2 separate regions of the Homo sapiens genome follow, and region 2 is linked to region 1. A link is an interaction called in ENCODE POLR2A ChIA-PET data of the cell type or tissue named here. Cell type or tissue: GM12878. All regions are shown on one strand. Each heading gives the region's core, and the rest is flanking DNA. Links, peaks and the distances in the headings are about the cores only.

Region 1 (8,891 bases), core at 141-8,140:
ATAGGACCAGAGCAGCTTCTGGCACCAGAAAAGCAGACCAAAGAGGCTCTGAGAGTCCCTGGGTCTGAGGCCCCGCTGAAAACACAAGCAAGCTGCTGCCTTGCTCTGAACCCGTTTCCCTATCTGGAAAATGGGGCTGCTTACCCCAGTGGTTTCCAGACTTTCAAGTTTTTTTCCCTGGGGGAGGCATATACTTTTTTTTTTTTGAGATGGAATCTCACTCTGTTTCACAGGCTGGAGTGCAGTGGCACAATCTCAGTCACTGCAACCTCAACCTCCCAGGTTCAAGCAATTCTTCTGCCTCAGCCTCCCAAGTAGCTCAGACCAGGCATGTGCCACCATGCCCAGATTATTTTTGTAATTTTAGTGGAGACGGGGTTTCACCACGTCAGCCAGGCTAGTCTTGAATTCCTGGCATCAAGTGATCCACCTGGCTTGGCCTCCCAAAGTGCTGGGATTACAGGCGTGAGCCACCGTGCCCAGCCGCATATACTTTTTACTCAAATTAAATCCTCCAGGGAAGGCTGCTGGGTAAAACAGGCTAAAGTGGAGCTGGTCTGGGGGACACGGGGGTCCAGGGGGCTGGGAATTCGCAACTGGGTCATCGGCGATGTGGTCCCCAGGTTTCCTCTCACCGTGGGTTCTAGGAGTCCCTCATTCCAGGAACCTCTCCGGCCCTGCCCACACTCCAGAGCCGTGGGTCCCCGGTTCAAGCAAAGCTCCCCACAGATCCCCCTGCCAGCCTGGGTCTCACATCCCTGACTGTGGGGCCTGATGGGAGCCCCTCTGCCTGCAGTTCCCACCGCGTGAGGGTGGAGCACTTCATGAACCACAGCATCACCACACTGGCCAAGGACATGCCACTGGAGGAGGTGGTCAAGGTTGTGACCTCCACAGACGTGGCCAAGTATCCCCTGGTGGAGAGCACAGGTGCCCAGCCGGAAGGGAGGAGGAAGTCGGGGGTAGGGGATGCCCTCTGCCTCCTTCTTGAACCTGTCAGGCAGACAGGATCTGCATCCAGGCTCTGTGACTTAGCAACCAACCGTGTGACCTTGGGCAAGTCACATCACCTGAGCCTCAGTTTCCTCATCAGTAAAATGGAAATCATGGCCACCCTCCCTTGGGGTGGTTGACATGTCTAAAGAGAGTCGGCCGGGTGCTTGTAAGGCAGTCCCTGGGCAGCTGCTGGGGTAGGAGCATGGGGACACCACCAGGGTCTTCCGGAAGCTTCCCTTCAGGCCTCCCTTTAAGCATTCCCCAGATGAGTCCCCTCCTCCAAATCCTTGTTGCCACAAGGAAAACATCTCTTTAGAGACAAAAGCATGGTGGCTCTTGTTAAAAGGCATGGAACTCACTTCTTGCAGAAACCTTAACTAGAGCGTCATTTCCTGTGGGTACAAGTCCAGTATCTGCATTTAGAAGATAAGGCGGGGTTGGGGGGTAACCCTGCTCACTCAAGGCTGCTGTCAGCCCATGTGTCCCCCTGTGCAAGTGAGACAAGCTGCACACCTGGCAAGCACACCACAGCTGGATTTTGGTCTCCACTTGCACTTTGGGCAGGCACCTTGTGCAGTGAGCAACCTGTACAACCATATGGGTCACCCCTATGCCCACCCCAAGAGGGATAAGGCCATTTATGAGCTAAAGAACTGTGAGTATACCACTTAAGCTCTATGTACTGCATTTTCATCATCTTGAAAGTAGGGATCAAGAGAGTATAGGATTGCCAGACGTTCTCACTCCAAATGCTAGGCCCTTCTTTCCCCCACTAACTGGAAGACCGTTAGCATTATGCTGTGGAATATGCCAAATATCTCATCTGAAAATGTTTGCATTCGGATGACCCCACCAAGAGCCTTCACTTCCTGGATCAAAGAAAGAACTAGCCTCAAAGACAAAGACAAAGTCCTCTTTTACCCTCAGAGCCACAGCAAAGTGCTCCAACCAACACAGGCCCAGGCTGTGGGACCCCACTGCTCACCCAAGAAATAGCCTTCAGTGTTCATTTAAAAGGGAAGGGGGACATTTATATGTCTAGGTGTCAAGTTTTTATTCCACTCAACAGAAAGCAAAAACACCAAGCTGGGCCCTCAAAACTAAATATCCGACAATGCCATTGATGCCCCAGGGCCAGAGTGAAGTTGCCAAGGCCCCAGCACACAGTAGGACCTCAGAACACAGTGTCCTCCTGGGTTCACACCTTCACTGTGCTGCGCCAAATGTGAAGCCTCTTGGGAAATGAAGGAGAAAGCCCAGCCCTGACACACAGACTTCATCGTGCTGGCGTCCCTAGCTTGCTCCTGTCTTGAGGCCTTGCAATGTGGGGGATCTCAGTGGTGGCCAGGGTCCCTCCTGGCTCCCTGGCAGCCTCACTCAGCCATCCTCAGCTACCACACCTGAATGACCTTGGGCAAGACAATTAGCCTCTCTGTGCCTCTGAGCCAAAGTTTCCTGTCCTTTATAATGGGTGACAATAGTCACAATAGCCCCATAGGAACACCAGAACAGTTCTTGGCTAAGTAGGTGCTAAGTAAATGTGAGTCCCTGTTTCCTCCTAATGTGCCTCCCTCTGGCTGTCTCTCCACTTGCCAGAGTCCCAGATCCTGGTGGGCATAGTGCGAAGGGCCCAGCTGGTGCAGGCCCTGAAGGCTGAGCCTCCTTCCTGGGCTCCTGGACACCAGGTGGGTACTCCTGAGGGGCATGGGGATGGGGCGGGGGTGGGTCAGCAGGAATGGGAGGAGAGGGGCCCGCTGATATCCTGAGGGAGAGGTGGTCAGAGAGAGGCATCCTGGGGAGGCCAGCCCTGCACCTGTAACCCTTCCCCACCCCCAGCAGTGTCTCCAGGACATCTTGGCTGCAGGCTGCCCCACAGAACCAGTGACCCTGAAGCTGTCCCCAGAGACTTCCCTGCATGAGGTAACGGGGAGAACTGGGGAGTGTGACACATGAGGCCTCTGGGTGGGGGAAGAGCTGATGAGGAGCTCACGCTCCAGCCTCCCCTCCCAACCCCGCCCTGCCCGTCTTATGCTGCTTCCTGCTCCTCCTGGGCCAGTGTCCTCATCAGCAGACTGGGCAAAGAAGCTCCTGCCCTGTTGCCCCTCACTGCCAGGGTTGTGGGGATGATGCAGAGAGATGAGGGAAGTGGGAGAGTGGCAAATGTAAATCTCTGGGTGGAGAAAGACAGTGGAGTTGCACCAAGGCACACGTGCGCTTCAATTTCAGGTCCACCGCATTCTCCCTGTGTGATCTTGGACAAACGACTTAACCACTCAGGACAGAGCCTGGCACACGGGTTGGGGAGGGGCAGAGGCTGACAGGGGACCTGGAGATGGCCCCGCCCCCTCTGTGCTGCTGGAGGGTGCTGGATATTAGGTCCTGTTTACCTGCGGCCCCGCCCAGACCCTTGCATGGACTCTGGCATCCCCCAGTGGCCACATTGGACATTGCAGGCCTGGGTCTCTTGTCTCCCACACACATCAGGCCCCGCCCCTCTTCCTGGCTCAGAGGCGTGGTGGAGTGGGCTAGAGGGTGGGCTGGGCACCTTCTACCCTCCAGTGTTTCCTAACATCCCCCATCCAGGCACACAACCTCTTTGAGCTGTTGAACCTTCATTCCCTCTTTGTGACGTCGCGGGGCAGAGCTGTGGGCTGCGTGTCCTGGGTGGAGGTACCAGGGTCCCGGGGGCAGAGCAAAGCAGGGAACCTATGCCTGAGAAGACTGGGGAGGTGGGGAGGTGGGGTGGGGGGGACACCAGCATGCTCCCATCCAAACCTGGGGGGATTCAGAGGATACTGATGAGTCCCTCTTCTTGGCCCAGATTGGCCACTGGGCCTGGCTCCCCTACCTTGTTTTCTGGCCAGTGGCCAGCCTGCCCCTCTCGGCCTCAGTGATCCCATCTGTGCAATGGGGTGGCACAGGCTCTACTATTTACCCAGAAACCACCCTTAGGGGAACCAAAAATGCTGGAGCCCCCCTCACAACCTCCTCTACATCCCCCCGCACCTCCACCCCCTTTCTCTGTTCTAGATGAAGAAAGCAATTTCCAACCTGACAAATCCGCCAGCCCCAAAGTGAGCCGGCCCAGCAAGATGAAACAGGGCACCCCAGCTGACCTGGTACTGAGGTTGGGCTGAGACCCTGCTTCTCTTCCCCCATCACCACCTGCCCCTCCCTCCAGCCCAGCTCCATTCTTTGGCATAACAGGCAACTTTAACCTAGCCCAGAAGAGGATGGCTCATCCTGGGTGGGACGATGGCTCCTGCCTTGAAAGACAAAAATCCCACCTTGGGCAGAGCTGAGTGTGAGAAGATGGAAAACCAGTATCTGCCAGTTGCTCAGTGACTGGCCATCACATTAATGAATGATGAGATTGGAGTACACTGTCACCAAGGGCAGGCACAGATGCCTTCTGGGGTTGTCTGGTTCCCAGTGAGAGGCTCCTGAGAAAAATAAAGCTGGTTCCCAGAGCTGGTGTCCATCCCTCATCTCAGCTGCAAGGTTGCTGGTCTGGGACTGGAGCTCCTTACCTGCGCTGGCCCAGAGTGAGTTTCCCGTGGTCACGTGGGCACTGCAGGCTCGGGCCCCTGGGCTCCTCCTCATGCTCCATTTCTTGGCAGGGAGATGCCAGGGAGAGAGGGTCTCCCACCAGGTCTATGATGCTTGTCCTCATGGATAAGCAGGACCCTGTGTTGCTCAAGCCCTAGTCTCCTGCTTGGCTGGGCCACAGCTCATAAAGCCAGGACCCAAGTGTGGCTCCTTGGGGAGTCCACAGAGCCTTAGGCATCCTCCATGGGCCCTCTCTGGCTGGGTGGGAGCAGGTTGACCAGCTGTGTGAGCATTGGCAGTAGGGACCTTCCCTGACTCCCTCCGGACTCTGTCCAGGGGCCCAAGGTCACATCTTCCCCAGCAGAGACCAGGCCAAGGTCATCCAGGGTGAATCCACCACTTTAATGTCCTCAGAGAACCTTGAGTGAGATGGGAGGGAGCCGCAAGGAGGGGGAGTGGGCTCCCAGGGGTGAGGAGCAGGGGACACGGAGGAAGCAGGTTCAGAGAGGGAGGGACAGACAGACAGACACTCCAGAGAGACAGATGTCCTGGGTGAAGAGAGCCGGGGAGCAGGTGCTTAGCTACCAGAAGTGGTCACCCCACCTTTGCTGGGGGGCAGACACAAGGAGGGAGTTGGGAGGGACTGAACCCCAGGTACAGGCAGGGTTCCCAGACCCCACTGTAAGTGGGTCTCAGTTCTCTCCATGGCTGTCCTCCTGGGGGCCTGGCTGTTGCTCCTCTGGGCCAGGCTGCCCTGGTGTCTCTGAGAGTCCGTGAGTTCCCTGAGGGCAGACACCCTGCAGGGGAAGGTGCCCACCTGAGTGAAGTAATGAAGGGGGAGGGGGTTATGGCTCCCACTGCTGGGGCAGGTCCACCGAGGCACAGAGAGGCCACCATGAGCACTGGCCCCATCCCTGCCGCACCTACCCTGTGCCTACCCGAGGGGTCAAGGGATGCCCTGCCCTGGACCCCGGGGTCCAGATATGCCTGGGCTGCCCACCAGGCGAGGTCATGGTGAGAGCAGGTGCTGGACCAGCACAGCCCCCACCTCAGTTATAGAACACCTCGTCCTCCTCCCAGAGGGAGCCGCTGTCCATGGAGGGGAGGGAGCCCGGGGGGTGGGTCCCACCCTCGGGTCCTTGGGCCCCGGGCAGCCGCCGCCGATGCTGCAGCTCTGGGCTGGGGGGCTGCGGGATGCCAGCGGTGCTGGGGGGCTCCTCAGGTGAGGGACAGCTGTCAGGGGAGGGGCTGGGCGAGGAGAAGGCCTGAAGGCTGTCATCCTGTGAGGGGCCGCTGGGAAGGCTGTCCTGAAGGTAGATGCTCTCCAGATCTGGAAAAGCAAGGGGGTGATGGGGGAATGGCGTCCCAGATCCAGCTCCTCGCCCTCTCTGGGGGTGTGAGAAAGGGCAAGGGGCAGAAGACCTGCCTCCAAATCCAGCTATGTGACGGCCGAGCCTTGTGACCTTGGTCAAGTCACCAAAACTCTGAGCCCCAGCTTTCTCCTCCAGGCAGTAAACGGAGGAGTTAAGAGTGGGCTTGGAGCCAGCCTGTGCTCTCTGAGAACTGGGACAACCAGTGCTCCTCTGGGCCTCTGTCCCCTCCCCGTCCCTCTTGGGGCAGGAGGACTAAGTGCAGGCTTCCCCCAGGGCCAAGGCTCCTTGAAGCCCTCAGTAGTAACCTGGGCTTCTAGAAAGGTGGTTGCTCGTGCCTGGTGCTAAGTTTCAGATCCGGCTCTGACGCTTCTAGCTGTCATTTGGAGTAAGTTTCTGAACGTCTGAGTGCCTCTGTTTCCTTATTTGTAAAATGGGGACAACAAGACCCACTCCCTAGGGCTGCTGTGAGGATTCTGTGAGGTGCCTCGTGCACAGCCCTCGGTGTGGTAAGCGCTCGATTCCCGCCCCCACTGTGCTCACTCTCTCCTTCCTGCTCCTGGCACTGCCGGGCAATGGGCAAGGCAAGGATCACTGCCCCATTTTGCAGATGAAGAAACTTAGGCTGAGAAAAGGAAGGGGCTTGGCCGAGGTCACACTGCCTTTGGTGATGGGCAGCCATCCAGAATCAGCTCCACTCTGCCCACCCCCGCCCCCTGGACCCTCTGGGCTGTACCTTGGAGCTGGACGATGCCTTGGGGGCTGTTCTCGGGGTGCAGCTCCTCTTCGTCCAGCGAGGACCAAGCGCTCAGTGTGGCCTCTGTGATGGCAAACTGCTCGGCGACCCCTGGGGGAACAGCGAGATCCAGCTCAGGGGGGCATGGGTGGGGACGGCCTCAGTGCCTGATGGAGCTGCTCCAGGACAGGCGGGAGGGTGGCCACCTCTCTGGGCTGCCAATCCACACCCCAGTGGTCAAGAGTGCTCACTTAATACTCACCCACCCTATGCCATTATTTTTTCCTGCCCAGACAATGCCCATGCAGTGATCTGGGCCCCCAAGGACCCAGCTTCACCCCCACAGAGCCCTGGCCAGTCCCCCTCCTCGCTGACCTGCAGCAAAGCGGGCCTCACGCAGCTCATCCGGGAGGCAGCAGTAATGCTCGTCCTCAGCTGGGGACAGCTCCCAGCCTGCCGGCTGGGCACTCCAGCCCTTCCACTCGATGAGGTGGGCCACGCGGCCTCGGGCCATGGCCGTGGGCTTTGTGATGTGGTCCTTGATGCTCTGCACCACCCCTGGGGCATGGAGGGCATCTGGGTGACTGTCCTGACACAAGGCTCAGCGCAGGGCCTGGCCCCCATGCCTCAGGCCCACCCAGTGGCCTGTACCCCACATTCCCTCAGTGCACCATGATCTCCATCAGTGCCCCCACACCTCCCCAGGGGCCTGTACCCATCTAACTCCTCACGCCCTCCAAAGCCTTCTGCTCACTCCTGCCCTGAGCCCTCCGAGCTCTGTGGCCCCCTTCCCTTAATGCCCCCACCCACTGGCATCCACATTTCCTCCCAGCATCCTACTCCCAGTCCATGTTCCCGCCCACTGGATGCTTCTTCCCCAGATCGGCCACACCCCTCACTCCCTTTCTGACCAAGTTCAGACCCTTCCATCCAAGGAGAGCCACCCAAGGACCACTCATGAGCCCCCAGCTTTCTCCATGATCCATTAAACACATTCTGAGAGAGCATCTCTGTGGCCTGCCAGCTCTGCTGGAGGTGAGACCTGGGTGGGTGGAGCAGGCAGGGAAGGCTTCCTGGAAGAGGGGACCTGGGATTGGAATTTGAAGGTGGGTTGGGTTTGAACAGACAGAGGCAAGACTGGAGGTTTCATTTCAAAGATGAGAAGAGGATGAAGGCATGGTAGTGTCTGGCGTGAGTCCAGGATTAGCTGGGGTGAAACATGGGGTCCACTCTAGGACTGGGCGGCAGGAGAAGCTGGGAGCTGATCAGGGACAGAACAGGGTTGGGGAGAACCAGGTGGAGGGCTCAGATGTTCCTGTGCAATGGGGAGCCCCAGCAGGGTAATGAGCAAGAGAGTGACCAGTTAGAACAGCTGTTTAGGAAGAGCAACCCAGTTGGAGGATTAGGGGTTACCGCAGGGACCCAGCAACAGACAAGGCAAGGGCTGGGCAGACAGAGAGGAGGGGTCGGGGGCTTTGGGAGTAGAGCTGTTGTATGCGGAAGATGGAGAGGGGGCTGCCAGGAATGGTTCAGCATCACCATTAACCAAGGCTGAGAATAGATCTGGGAGTCACCCGGGTCCCCGAAGCCATAATGTGAGGAATGGCAATATTTAAGTAGGAGGAAATATCCACAAAGGTAATTAGAGAGTGGGGAAAATGGGAAAGATGGGGGTACGGAAGAAAGGGGAGACTCTCCCTCCCACCCACTAAGTTGGGGAGTGTTGGCAATTGGAGAGGGTGTTTTGTAGGAAGTAGGGGTTCAAGTGGCCCTTGAAGGGCAGGTGAGGTGGAGGAAGGCACTGGAGATGGAGGAAAGGCACAGGCCAATGTGGGGAGGGAGGGCCCCAGGGGCCTCAGGGGAGCTGGGTGGGATTTAGTGCTGGGGCCACCTGATGCTGTGGTGGCCACCGAAACCTGCTCTACAGGCCTGGGAGCCCATGCCCAGCTGCTTCAGGTGCTGCTGCTGTCAGCTCACACCCTTATCTGGAGAACCGCCCTGAGCTCCTGGGCACCTAGAGAGGCCGGGAGGCTACCTAGTCCTCCCCAGGGGCAGCCAGTGAGTCAGCAATGGGGGAATATAAAGTCCAGCCCCCTTGCCTTGGGGTGTCATCAATTCTGGGGTGCTATTTGTGCTCCCAAGCTCCCAGTGGGACCAGGTGGGCAGGGCTAGACTCCTGCAGAGCCCCTTCCGAAGGCCCCTCTGCCTCCCCCGCTGCCTGCTGGCTTCTCTTGAGGGCC
Region 2 (8,891 bases), core at 690-8,689, 160 kb before region 1:
TCCTGAAAACAACAAATTTAAAAATAAAAACTGCCATGTCAAATTGTATTTGTTTGACTTGGAAGCAAACTATGTAAACTCTTTTTTTTTTTTAATTTTATTATTTTTTTTGAGGCAAGAGTCTTGCTCTGTTGCCCAGGCGGAAGTGCAGTAGCATGATCTCGGTTCACTGCAGCCTCCACCTCCCAGGTTCAAGTGGTTCTCCTGCCTTAGCCTCCCTAGTAGCTGGGATTACAGGCACACGTCACCACGCCTGGCTAATTTTTGTATTTTTAGTAGAGACAGGGTTTCGCCATATTGGTCAGGCTGGTCTCGAACTCCTGACCTCAGGTGATCCGCCCAGCTTTGCCTCCCAAAGTGCTGGGATTATAGGCATGAGCTACCACACCCAGCCAAAGTATGTAAACTCTTTTTTTTTTTGAGACAGTGTTTTGCTCTTGCTGCCCAGGCTGGAGTACAATGGCGCGATCTCGGCTCACCGCGACCTCCACCTTCTGGGTTCAAGTGATTCTCCTGCCTCAGTCTTCGGAATAGCTGGATTACAGACATGCGCCACCATGCCCAGCTAATTTTGTATTTTTAGTAGAGACAGGGTTTTGCCATGTTGGTTGGCTGGTCTTGAACTCCTGACCTTAGGTGATCCACCTGCCTCGGCCTCCCAAAGTGCTGGGATTACAGGCATGAACCACTGCGCCCGGCCAATCATTTTTACTTATGGTAAAACTTTACTCATTGCAGTTTAGGTGATCTTGTTCTTTCCTTATATCTCTTTTGGGGTGTTTGTACTTGGAAGTTCTCTATGGTCATTCTTAGAAGCCAAGGCACAAATTTACCTTGCCCCAAACAAGGAATCATGCGTGTCCAGAAATTAAGGAAAATGTAGGAATTCTCATTTTAAAATAAACATTAGCATTTTCTTTCTTTCTTTTCTTTTCTTTTTTTTTTTTTTTTGAGACGGGGTTTTTTGCTTTTATCACGCAGGCTGGAGTGCAATGGCTTGATTTCGCCTTGCTGCAACCTCCGCCTCCCAGGTTCAAGCAGTTCTCCTGCCTCAGCCTCCTGAGTAGCTGGGATTGCAGGCATGTGCCACCACGCCCAACTAATTTTAGTATTTTTAGTAGAGATGGGGTTTCACCATGTTGGTCAGACCGGTGTCAAACTCCTGACCTCCAGTGATCTGCCCACCTCAACCTCCCAAAGTGCTGGGATTACAGGCATGAGCCACCGTGCCTGGCCAACATTAGCATTTCCTGGAGTTCAGAATTAGCTGAGGTTTTATTCTTTATACAAGCACCCCTCTATCAATCTGTGTCTTAGAGTACAAACTGAATTGGCTTCAAAGGGTAGTCTTGCTGTCCATTCCTGTGTGAGAAAATGGAAAGAGCACTCTCTGGTCATTTACTTACTTATTAGTTATTCATTAAGTTATATGCTACTGGAGTTTACTGGTGCTAGAAATTATGATATCTCTATAGAACACCTTTTTTTTTTCCCCATTATTTGAGATGGAGTCTCACTCTGTTGCCCAGGCTGAAGAGCAATGGCGCCATCTTGGCTCACTACAATCTCCATCTCCCGGGTTCAAGTGATTCTTCTGCCTCAGTTTCCCAAGTAGCTGGGATTACACGTGCCTGCCACCATGCCCAGCTAATTTCTGTATTTTTCAGTAGAGTTGGGGTTTCACCATGCTGGCCAGGCTGGTCTCGAACTCCCAACCTCAGGTGATCCACCCGCCTCGGCCTCCCAAAGTGCTGGGATTACAGGCATGAGCCACCGCACCCGGCCTATAGAACATCTTTCCAAATCCACTTTGTACTATAAATAAACTTCCTATGTCCAGGTAGACAAAACAGTAAGTGAAATAGCTTTAAAAATGTCTTTGCAGAGTTCGTTTCTAAGAATTTCACTCATCCTCTAAAAACTTTCATTTGGTATGGAAGAGAGATGTAGATTAGAAATATATGCTAAGATGAGGGCAGTAAAACATTTTCTTACAAATAGGTGGGAACACATTATATACAGTTCAATAACATCAGGTTGACATTTTTATTTTTATTTTTCATGTGATCTAGGCTCACTGCAACCTCTGCCTCCCGGGTTCAAGCGATTTTCCTGCCTCAGCCTCCCGAGTAGCTGGGATTACAGGCACGCACCACCACACCCAGCTAATTTTTGTATTCTTAGTAGAGACTGAGTTTCACCATGTTGGCCAGGCTGGTCTCGAACTCTTGACCTTATGATCCGCCCACCCCGACCTCCCAAAGTGCTGGGATTATAGGCATGAGCCACCGTGCCCGGCCTGGTTGATATTTTTAGATTTTGACTCAGGTTTTTTTTTTTTTTTTTTTTTTAAGACTGGGTCTTGCTCTGCTTCCCAGGCTGGAGTGCAATCTCTGCTCACTGCAACTTCCACTGTAAAATTCACCCATTTAAGTGGACAGTTAATGCTTTTTAATACATTTACAGCATTTTGCAACCATCACCATAATGAAACTAGTGCATTTTCATGACCCCGAAAAGAAACCTCATACCCGTTAGCAGTTGCTCTCCATTCTTTTTCTCCCCCAGCCCAAGGCAACTGCTAATCTATCTCTATAGCCTATTCTGGCCATTTAATAGAAGGAAAATCATACCATATTGCGGTCTTTTGTGACTGGTTTCTTTCACTTAATATGTTTTTGCAGTTCATCCGTGTTATAGCATTGATCAGTACTGGTGCACTGAATAGCCACATTTCAAGTGCTCAATAGCCACATGTGACTAGTGGCTGCAGTACTGGATATCCTAGCTAGAAACAAAAACCTCCCTAATAAACCAGCATATCATCCTTCAGGAGAAAATGGTAGGCCTTTGTAATGCTTAAGCGTAGCCCAGAAATATATGTGTGTGGGTTTTAACAAAGAAATTCCGTTTACAGGAGCTAACACTTAGAGGTTTAGCACATTTGGAAATAATTGCTATGAAAAAAATTTTTTTTTAGAGGCAGTCTTGCTCTGTCACCCTGGCTGGAGTGGTGGTGCAATCATGGCTCACTGCAACCTTGAACTCCTGGGCTCAAGGGATCCCCTCACCTCAGCCTCCTAAGTAGCCGAGACTATAGACATGCCACCACACTTAGCTAAATTTTTTTTTTTTTTTTTGAGATGGAGTCTGGCTCTGTCGCCCAGGCTGGAGTGTAATGGCACCATCTCGGCTCAGTGCAAGGTCCGCCTCCTGGGTTCACGCCATTCTCCTGCCTCAGCCTCCCGAGTAGCTGGGACTACAGGCACCCGCCACCACGCCCGGCTAATTTTTGTATTTTTGGTAGAGATGGGGTTTCACCATGTTAGCCAGGATGGTCTTGATCTCCTGACCTCGTGATCTGCCCACCTCAGCCTCCCAAAGTGCTGGGATTACAGGCTTGAGCCACCGCGCCCGGCCTTGTTTTTTGTTTTTTGTTTTTAAGCGATAGGGTCTCGCTATGTTGCCCAGGCTGGTCTAGGTCTCATGACCTCAAGTGATCCTCCTGCCTTGGACTCCCAAAGCACTGGGATTACATGCATGAGCCGCTGTACCTGGGCTAATATAAAAACCATTAAGAAAAACTAATGTCATGGTGTCATGTTAATAAATTCACATATATCTCAGTAGAACTGTTTAAAAATATACACATCAAGTTCTGGAGACCTGGTTTTTTTAAAAAAAAAAAACTTATTTATGTTGGCTACATGTTCAAATGATATTTTGAATATATTAGGTTAAATAAAGCATATTACTACATTAATTACATCTGTTTCTTTTTACTTTTTTTTTTTTTTTTTTTTTTTTTGGAGATGGAGTCTCGCTCTGTCGCCCAGGCTGGAGTGCAGTGGCGTAATCTTGGCTCACTGTAAGCTCCGCCTCCCCGGTTCACGTCATTCTCCTGCCTCAGCCTCCCGAGTAGCTGGGACTATAGGCACCTTCCACCATGCCTGGCTAATTTTCTTTTTGTATTTTTAGTAGAGATGGGGTTTCACCTTGTTAGCCAGGGTGGTCTCGATCTCCTGACCTCGTGATCCGCCCACCTCTGCCTCTCAGAGTGCTGGGATTACAGGCGTGAGCCACTGCTCCCAGCTCTTCGTTTTACTTTTTAAAATATGACTATTTGAAAATTAAAATTTTGTGGCTTATATTTCTACTGGACAGTGCTCTTCTAGAAGCAAGCTCTATTAAGCTGTAATGTCACAAAATAATTTGTGTATCAATTTAGTGCTTTTCATTTTGTTTAAAGACAAATAGAGTTTGTTATTTTTCTTTTTTTAAATTCCCTAAACCCTTCTATTCTCTTGGAAATGATGGGTTAATAGAAAAGCCTCTTGGGACTGTTATGCCTAAAATATAAACTGAACTACTTCCAGATTCCATCTTCAACACTTCAAGTGTTGGTCAGGCTAAAATGCCTGTTTCCAGGGTGGCTGAGGGAATGGCTCAACCGAAATATTTATTTCAAAGTCCAGGTTCCAGGCTTAGAAATATGTTAATATCAAAGCCCCTAAATAAATTAATTTCCCAAGGAGAAAATCAAATAACCAGAGTAAATTTATTTTTAAAATTTAAAAAACAACTTTGGGCGGGGCACGGTGGCTCACGTCTGTAATCCCAGCACTTTAGGAGGCTGAGGCAGGCAGATCACCTGAGGTCAGGAGTTCAAGACCAGGCTGGTCAGCATGGCAAAACCCCATCTCTATTAAAAATACAAAATTAGCTGGGCGTGGTGGCATGCACCTGTAATCCCAGCTAATCAGGAGGCTGAGGCAGGAGAATCGTTTGAACCCAGGAGGTGGAGGTTGCAGTGAGCTGAGATTGCGCCATTGCACTCCAGCCTGGGCAACAAGAGTGAAACTCTGTCTCAAACAACAACAACAACAACAAAAACACTTTCATCTGATGATCATTTTTAAGTGATGGCTAGTACTTTTGATAGAGGTTTAAAATATGTCTGTTTACATACTGGTGCTAATAGACTGGAATTCAGTTGTTGGAATTAGAAGACAGAAATAATACACATCTGTGTTGCTTCTAGGCATCATTTGTATAACCCAAACTGGAGGAGTTCTGTGATTCTTTATATGTTATTTTCGATGGTGGTAGGGAGGGGCAGATTAGCTTCCTGAATATGCTGTGTCATGGTGTGTGGAGCCATCTTGGACTGTAGCTTTGTATCTGTCACTGGAAGAAACTGCAGAGAAGTAATTATATTTAAGCAGAAGAATTTTAGCCTGAGGTTTCTTACTGAGTAATTCGTAGTCATTTATAAATAAACAAAAAAGTATACCAAATAGCGGATGGCTTAGGCTTTCTGGTAGGGAGTTAGGTGCCTTTCTAACTCCTTGTCCCTGCAACTGCCCTAATGGAGAGTTCAGAAGCAGGAAAGAGCAAACTTCTTTTTCATTCTGGATAGAGAGGAGATGTCATTAGTATCAAAGTTAAATTGAAAAAAGGCCAGTACACTCAAGCCTGGGCAACAGAGCGAGACCCTGTCTCTTAAAAAAAAACAAAAAAAAGCAAGCCAATTGCAGTGGCTCCCGCCGTAATCCCAGCACTTTGGGGGAGGCTAAGGCTTGAGGATCACTTGAGGCCAGGAGTTTGAGATCAGCCTTGGTCAACATGGCAAAACCCTGTCTCTACTAAAAATACAAAAATTAGCCGGGTGTGGTGGCGTGTGCCTGTAATCCTAGCTACTTGTGGCTGAAGCTTAAGAATCACTTGAACCCAGGAAATGGAGGTTGCAATGAGCCAAGATTGCACTACTGCACTCCAGCCTGGGCGACAGAAAAGGCAAAAACCTCAAACTTCAAATTTGCTTATGGGTTTGGTAAGGCTACATCAGTTGTATGTGACCACTTGGAATTAAAACACACACACACTCACTTGATCTGTGTGCTTTCTTGGCCTGTGCCTTCTGAAACATTTTAGTTTTTTCATACAAGAAATATCAGATTCTATATACCGTGTGACTAAGGGAATGAGAAAATCCCATTGTATTTGACAGTTTAAATTTTCTCATCTTTTTTGTCTCTTAAATAAAGACTGCTGCCACGTTGGAAGGATTTCTTGTTCTTAGGCAGACATGTTACATCTGCTTACTGCTTTCAGGGAGCATGCATGTTTGATGCTTTTTGCTTTGAGTTACTTGAGTACAAGGTTTTCTGAGTGTGAAGGGTCCAGTAAAGCCCACCCAAAAAGAAGTCACATGATTCTTAATAATAGATTAACAAAAACGTAGCCTCTTTCCATTTTTGCTACTGTTATTAGGACAGTAGATCCTAAAACTACCATATTATGGTTGTTTTTTTTTTTTTTTTTTTTTTTGAGACGGAGTCTCGCTCTTTCGCCAGGCTGGAGTGCAGTGATGTGACCCTGGCTCACTGCAACCTCCGCCTCCTGGGTTCAAATGATTCTCGTGCCTCAGCCTCCAGAATAGCTGGGATTACAGACACGCGCCACCACACCAGCTAATTTTTGTATTTTTAGTAGAGACGGGGTTTCACCATGTTGGCCAGGTTGGGCTCGATCTGACCTCCTGATCTGCCTGCCTTGGCCTCCCAAATGCTGGATTACAAGCGTGAGCCACCGCGCCCGGCCCATATTGTATTTTTAATGCCAAAGCTTATAAGTCTTCAAAAAAGTTTTTTTAAATTGTAGTAAAATATACACAGCATAATATTTACCTTTTTATTTTTATTTTTATTGAGACAGAGTTTCGCTCTTGTTGCCCAGGCTGGAGTGCAGTGGCGCGATCTTGGCTCACCGCAAACTCTGCCTCCCGGGTTCAAGCAATTCTCCTGTCTCAGCCTCCTGAGTAGCTGGGAATATAGGTATGTGCCACCACGCCTGGCTAATTTTGTATTTTTAGTAGAGACAGGGTTTCTCCATGTTGGTCAGGCTGATCTCGAGCTCCCGACCTCAGGTGATCCGCCCGCCTCGGCCTCCCAAAGTGCTGGGATTACAGGTGTGAACCACCCATTCCTGGCCTCATTTTAACCATTTTTAAGTGTATAGTTCTGTGCCATTAAGTACATTAATATTGTGTGACCATCACCACTATCCATTATCATTAAACAATAACTCCCATTCCTCCCTCTCTTAGCCTCTGCTGACTACTGTTCTGCTTTCTGTCCTCATGAATTCTTGACAGCTCTAGGTACCCATATATGTGGAACCACACAGCATTTGTCCTTTTGTGTCTGGCTTATTTCACTTAGCATAATATTTTCAAGGCTCATCTGTCTTGTCACATGTATCATAATTTCATTCCTTTATAAAGGTGAATAATATTCCTTTATTCTTTTTGGGTAAGCTTTAATTATCTACCAGATACCCTGTTGATCAACATAATCCTTTTGCTTAACTCTACCAAAAGATAGTAGTAAACTTTAAAACATTAACTACTGCTGTAATTGGATCCCAAATAATTACTTATACTTAACCTTTTTTTTTTTTTTTTTTTGGAGACAGAATATCACTCTGTTGCCCAGGGTGGAGTGCAGTGGCATGATCTCGGCTCACTGCAACCTCTGCCTCCCAGGTTCAAGCGATTCTCCCACTCAGTCTCCTGAGTAGCTGGGACTACAGGCATGCGCCACTGTGCCCAGCTAATTTTTTTTTATATTTTTATTAGAGTTGGGGTTTCTCCATGTTGGCCAGGCTAGTCTTGAACTCCTGACCTCAGGTGATCCACCTGTCTCGGCCTCCCAAAGTGCTGGGATTACAGGCGTGAGCCACCATGCCCGGCCTATACTTAATCTTTTGTGAGCATGCTAACCACATAAAGCATATTTAAACACAATTTTAAACAGCATTTTCTGCCAAAATAAGGCACTTTTATAAAATGCAGTATTTTAATGATTTTTTTCCTCTCATTTATGTAAACTATTGGACTTGAGAATAGATGAGGAATAATAAAACTGATTAATTATTGTGTTTGATTTTACCATCACTTTTTTTTTTTTTTTTTTTTTTTTTTTTGAGACAGTCTCACTCTGTCACCCAGGCTGGAGTGCAGTGGCGGGATCTTGGCTCACTGCAATCTCCGCCTCCCAGATTCAAGCAATTCTCCTGTCTCAGCCTCCCACGTAGCTGGGACTGCAGGCGTGTGCCACCACTCTTGGCAAATTTTTGTATTATTTGTAGAGACGTGGTTTCACTATATTGGTCAGGCTGGTCTCAAACTCCTGACCTCAGGTTATCCACCCTCCTCGGCCTCCCAAAGTGCTGGGGTTACAGGATTGAGCCACTATGCCCAGCCTTTACCATCACTTTAGTGACCATCAACACTAAATCTAGTTAAGCCTAAATCTTACCTATTGATTAATTTATTACTTAAGTGGAGCCAGTACCTGCCTAAGGTTTAGATTTGTTTGATGTTTATAAATATTCAGAGGTGAAGTCTAGATGGATAGTAGGAGAGCTTTAAGAAGTTAATTTCTGAGGTCCAGATTTTGTACTAAGTAATCTTTAGGAAGTGTTATTAGTTGTTTATATCAGCAATAAAGGGTCATTGTAATCAGAGGAAAAATTACTAGCTTGGGCAACATAGTGAGATCCTGTCTCTACAAGTAATTTTAAGTGTTAGCCTGGTGTGGTGGCGCATGCCTGTTGTCCTAGCTACTTAGGAGGCTGAGGTGGGAGGATTGCTTGAGCCCAGGAGGTTGAGGCTGCAGTGAGCCATGAGTGCACCTCTGCACTCCAGCCTGGATGACAGAGCGAGACCTTGTCGTGAAAGAAAAGAAACATTAGTGTTGGTGGTTGGTTATGGTTCTCTTTCCACCTCCAGCTTTGTCTAGTAAGAGAAAGCTTTCTTCCTTTGTCAGTTTCACTCTACTAATTCAGTTAATCATTATCATATCAGCTCTTTTCCCGTTAGAAATCTT

The links. Peaks named below come from ENCODE experiments on the same cell type or tissue, not always from the same donor. Only the 100,000 strongest peaks of a DNase experiment are listed, where the experiment ranks them.
Region 2: POLR2A ChIA-PET joins it to region 1 with 5 read pairs; 1 of 35 experiments calls an interaction of 5 or more read pairs at or near these places.

Annotation. Positions count from the first base shown.
Region 1 is chr1:16,052,843-16,061,733 of GRCh38, forward strand. CLCNKB (chloride voltage-gated channel Kb) reads left to right here. Exons shown (of 20, transcript NM_000085.5): 16 at 797-930; 17 at 2,593-2,681; 18 at 2,833-2,916; 19 at 3,580-3,666; 20 at 4,027-4,466. The coding sequence ends at 4,074. It overlaps FAM131C (family with sequence similarity 131 member C), which reads right to left. Exons shown (of 7, transcript NM_182623.3): 5 at 7,027-7,209; 6 at 6,652-6,762; 7 at 4,927-5,875. The coding sequence ends at 5,595. Among named protein-coding and RNA genes, the nearest start is that of CLCNKB, 14 kb to the left of the region's middle. RefSeq lists a silencer at 7,664-7,854. In GM12878, for the core only: a CTCF peak has its summit at 3,432; a DNase peak (open chromatin) is centred at 3,399.
Region 2 is chr1:15,888,230-15,897,120 of GRCh38, forward strand. All of the region lies in intron 3 of SPEN (spen family transcriptional repressor), which reads left to right. Among named protein-coding and RNA genes, the nearest start is that of SPEN-AS1, 45 kb to the left of the region's middle. RefSeq lists enhancers at 5,069-5,213, 5,143-5,202 and a cis regulatory region at 5,136-5,146. In GM12878, for the core only: no CTCF peak of the experiment used is centred there; no DNase peak of the experiment used is centred there; H3K27ac peaks cover 791 bases.